2 separate regions of the Homo sapiens genome follow, and region 2 is linked to region 1. The links are chromatin loops, found by intact Hi-C in ENCODE. Cell type or tissue: ascending aorta. All regions are shown on one strand.

Region 1 (2,500 bases):
AAAAAAATTAGCTGGGCGTGGTGGCACATGCCTGTAATCCTAGCTACTCGGGAGGCTGAGGCAGGAGAATCGCTTAAACCTGGGAGGCGGAGGTTGTGGTGAGCCGATATTGCACCATTGCACTCCAGCCTGGGCAACAAGAATGAGACTGACAGGCACCGTCTGAAAAAAAAAAAAAAAAAAGTTCAGCTGCTCAACTCCATGCTCCCATTGGCAGCAGTTATCCAACCAGCCTGAAAGCTACCTTCTTCCATCTCTTCTCACAACGATGCTGTGCGGGGGCCAGCAGGCGTGTTTCCCCATTACACAGGTACAGAAACTGGGGCTTCAGGAAAATGAAATCATGGGCCACCAGTACCCTGTCATCAGGACAGGACTTCAAAGCCAGGCCCCTAAATCCAGCATCCTTCTAGGCCTCTTCACAGTACTGCCTGTGAATTTAGATACATCTGTGCCTCTAACAGATCTTTAAACTTCTTCTGTAGCTCACTGTGTCCAGCTTCCCAAGGACTGCCTGCAGAAGAGGGCTCTATTCCCAAGGCCTGTCAAGATTCTGGGGGTCCTCCCCAGCAGCTAGGGGACATCTTGCCCACCTTCTTCAGTACCCGAGGCAGGGAGGATGCTGTACAGGTTAAGGAGACCACAGAGCTAGCAGTGTGTGGGTTGTGCTGAGTCCCTGAGTGGTGTGTATTTCTTCAGGTCTCTGTCTGCTTGCGGGCGCCCCTCTGATTGGAAGGCTTAGTAAGGAGCCCTCTGTCTGCTGGGGCTGAACCAGGCAGGCCCCCAATGGTACTGAGCCAGTGAGACTGTCCCGGAGAAAATGTGATACAGAAACCACAGAGAGGACTCTCCCAAGAAACGCCACAAGCCACCTGGTGGGACATTCATTTCTTTCCAAGAATTTGGCTTCTGTTCTCTCCTGTTTTTCCTCTTAGGAGTCAGATAGAACAGGTTGACTCGATTACTTGTTTGCTTCAAGCTCGTTTGACAAATGAGAAATAAATAAGGTCCAAATAAATAAAATAATATTTATTTTATAATATTGAGGTGTCAATAATATTGAAGTCCAAATAAATAAAATAATAGCAATTAGGAAAGAGCTGGAGTGACCGCAGAGTCTCCTGACACCCAGGGCAGGCCCCTCCTGCTCACGTGATGACCAAACACTCTCCCTCAGTCTGGCTACTTATTAGGAAGTCTCCATTGGCACGGAGTACACCAAAAATTTGGCTGTGCCTCCACCCCTGTGAATGTTTGATTTGTACACCCTCAGCTTTAACCTAGAGCCCTGGGCTTCTGGAAAGGGTGGGGTTGGAGGCATTCCAAGACCTTGACCTGGAAGGAATTCCAGGAGACTGGGTTGCTTCTTTCAACCCCACCAGCAGTCTCAGCAGGTCGGCCTGAGCCACATACTTGCTCAGACCTCACTACTAGCTAGGGTCCCCTTTCCTTCTTTTCCTTCCTCTCTCTCTCACTCTCTGTCATGAAGTTTTCAAGGGCTGGGACGGCCACATTCCACAGCATTGAAATCACAGTTCCATTTCATTCAGGCAAATGGCATTTTTGCCTGAATCAAAAGTGAGAGCTTGAAAGGATCTTATTGATGGTTTCAACCACCTCCCTCTTTTAATAGATGAGGAAAATGAAAGCACGGGGGAGGTGGCTCCCCAGGGTCACTCAGTGGGTAGTGAAGGCGCCGTGCTAAGCACCTAGGGCCCGGGCCCTTAGGCACTGCTTGTCCCAGTGAGCTCCCGTCCCACTGTCCACTCCTAACCACAGATGCCCACGCTGGAAGGAACCCCAGGAAGTGTGTGGCCAGGGCAAGGGTTGGGGACAAGCCTGAATGCCCAAGGGGAACACAAGGTCACATCAAGGGAAAGGAAAGCCAGGACTTGGGGGATGACTGCCACACAGATGATTGCTGAGCAGGCGCAGGATTTCTGGACATTCGTTTTTGTTTTTTTTTTTTAAGAACAGCCAGAAAATACAATGATAATGTAAAACATTCCCATTTTAAATATAGAAAGAATTCAAATTTAAAAAGAAAGCACCTGAGACTAATGTGTGGCCTCTGATGAAGTCCAATTGTCCCTTTTTACAGACAAGAAAACTGAGGCACAGGGTAGTGGTCTGTCACAGGCCACAGAGACAAAACCCAGTGCAGTGCAGTCATTTCTGGGGAATGCCACTTTGGGGCCAGCTGTCCTGTTGGCACTCATTATGAGATGGCATCCCATGAGAATGTGTCCTCACGCACCCGGCCCCAGGCCCCCTCAGGTCTCGTGTGATTCTCCTTGGAGGACCTTAGCCTTGGCCTTCTATTATGTTCTCTCTGTGGCCCACATTCCAAAAATCTCTGTAAGTGTTTTTTTTATCCCAACATGTCCTTTTAAGACTCCAAAGTGGGCCAGAACATTCCGAGACCCTGCTGGAGGCTGGGAAAGGCGGCAGACACCCCTGCCCTCTGCCAAGCCCTTCCCACGTGCCATTCCCCTTGCCA
Region 2 (2,500 bases), 240 kb after region 1:
TCCATCAGACCCCAGCTTTCCCCCTCTCCTGCTCTGCTCCTGGCTCCATGAGACAGTAGCATGCAGACTATGAACCAAGAAAAAGTTAAAAGCAAAAAGGAGAAAACTTGTTAAAACCACTGCTGTTTTTAAGGGTCAAGGAAGGATTCCTTGACCTGCCCTGGAGGCAAGAAAACAGGTCACATAAACACCACACCCCTTTCTCCAATCAGCCTAGGGTTACAGACTTACTTCTGTTAGGCAAAGACCTCCTTTCAAGAAGAGAATATGCTGGGCCACTCTGCAGATCTGGAGGAGTTTGGAGTAAGAGTGGGTGCCCCAGACATTGGACCAAGCATTCCACAGGTAGAAGGCTTGGAAGCTGGAAGCCCAGTGAACATGCACCTGGTTAGAGGGATCAGGAAGCCTCAGCTCTGGAGTGGATTAAGATGCAGGTAGAAACAGCTCAGAGTGGGTCTCTAATCCCATCTAATCCACTCTGGGCTCAAGGATCCCAGAAATCCCTTACCAAGCACTTTCTTTGTCTCACCCGCAGTGACCACCTCCCTCCCTTTCCCTTGGAAAGCCCAAGTTATCAGGCAGTGAAAGAACTGGCCCCTGACTCTGCTGCTATAACATCTCCCATGCCACACTGCTGCTTCTGAACATGCAGGCCCTTGAAACAGGAAAAGCAGTACCCACTTTCTCACTCCACAGCTCCACTCACAATTACCAACTGTTTACAGGAAAGACAATGAGAGTGCGTCCCCTGAGAGAAGGGGTTAATTATTACAAGTCAGGAAAACAGAGAGTTACAGTATGCTGACCCCCTCTACCTGAATACACAGTAACTAGTGCTGTTTTTGAAAACACCCAGGTTAGAGCCAGGTTTACATTTGACAAGCATCAGCTAATTACAACAATAATATGAACTACACAACAGCATCAGCATGGCTGATGAATCATTGAAAAGGCTGAGTGACTCTTAGAATGCCCAATTAATGATTCACCCTGTAAAAATGCATCTCCACGCTGGTGCCCAGATCTGGCTCATTATGTTAAAAGCTCTTACGCCACTGGGCCTTACATACAGACTCTAAATATCTTCAGAACTTTGAACTTTGAAATAAGTAAACACGAATATGCACTAACTAGGACTGGCTTCATGGGCACGCAACCTATGAGGCTAGTTATTCAGGGCCTGAGCTCCAAAGGGCACCACCCCCAACTTGGTTGAATGCTCTCTTGAAATTCTGAATAATTCTAGAACAGGGAGCCCCAGCATTTCCATTTTGCACAGGGACCTGAAAATGATGTTTCCAGGCTTGGGCTAAACTCTTAAAGAAGAAAGCAAGAGAAAGTGAGACACAGGAATCCACACATCAAGCCACTTTTGCCCCCATCTGAAGCAAAATGCCCCATTCTTTTAAAATTCTGAACAAGAGAAAGGTGTGGAATTTTTTTTTTTTTTTTTTTTCTGGAGGAAGTGTTTCGCTACATTAGAAATACCTTATGAGTAGGTCTGGCCCTGTCCTCTAAGCTAACCCCTCTCCTCCCTGACCACCCTCTGCAGAAAAACTCCTCTCTGACCTGCCGTGTCTGCAACCTGAGGTTGAGGTTGAGGGATAATTTCAGCTCTTTTCTGAGATAACAGAGAAGTCAGAGTCCTTGCTGTTTCCTTCTTCATAAAATGAAAGAGCATTGCGGGGGCAGCGGAAGGCAGAAGGGACTAAGTCAACCTTTCCCAGCCCTTTCTGAGATGTTCAAAAATGTTCACCCAGAGAGGGTCTCTATAGCAAAAAAAAAAAAAAAAAAAGAAAGAAAAAGAAAAAGAAAAAAAACCAAGTTTTGAAAACTCTGGGTCAAATAAAGTTAACTTTCTGAACTGGAGGACTTTCTCAGAACATTTAAAGAGTTAACAGGAATTGTGTGACTCTCCAAGCCTGGGGTGACAGCACTTTCCAAGCTCATTCTACTATAATTGATGTAACAACCCATCCACCCTGGGGAGTATTTACCATCAGGCTGAGGAATCTTGGACTTCAGAACCTCTCTGAATGCAGTGCAATGACCTGCACTGGTCATTGCAGAGCTCTGGAAGTACCCATACTGAGTGTTCACCTGGTCATATGCTTGGCTAAAATTTGCAGAAGTAAGATATTGCTGTATCCATTTTCTTTTCTTTCCTTTTCTTTTTTGAGAGGGAGTCTCACTCTGTCGCTCAGACTGGAGTGCAGTGGCACAATTTCAGCTCACTGCTACCTCCACCTCCCGGGTTCAAGTGCTGCATCCATTTTCTTAAAGAAAGGTCCTAAAATTGTGTGAGCTTTGGGACCCCCAAAACGCACATCCTCCTCTGCATCCATTTTCACATCTGGAGGCACCACCCTTACATCATAACTAACATCTTAACATGCACCCACATCTCGCATTTCATCTAATTTATAAATAACTGTAGGAGTTGAGTTGGAGCTGGTATAATGTCATTTGCTTAGTAGACTCATAATTAAACATTTTTTCA

What was found. Peaks named below come from ENCODE experiments on the same cell type or tissue, not always from the same donor. Only the 100,000 strongest peaks of a DNase experiment are listed, where the experiment ranks them.
Region 2: it touches region 1 in a loop (2.1-fold over the local background); 1 of 110 quality-filtered maps calls a loop at or near these places.

The regions. Positions count from the first base shown.
Region 1 is chr15:69,794,068-69,796,567 of GRCh38, reverse strand. No RefSeq gene overlaps it. Among named protein-coding and RNA genes, the nearest start is that of LINC00593, 40 kb to the left of the region's middle. RefSeq lists an enhancer at 1,771-2,273. In ascending aorta, no CTCF peak of the experiment used is centred here; DNase peaks (open chromatin) are centred at 1,327 and 2,357; H3K4me3 peaks cover 1,318 bases; H3K27ac peaks cover 2,386 bases.
Region 2 is chr15:69,556,065-69,558,564 of GRCh38, reverse strand. No RefSeq gene overlaps it. Among named protein-coding and RNA genes, the nearest start is that of DRAIC, 4.4 kb to the left of the region's middle. RefSeq lists enhancers at 1, 2-505. In ascending aorta, no CTCF peak of the experiment used is centred here; a DNase peak (open chromatin) is centred at 1,024; H3K27ac peaks cover 1,694 bases.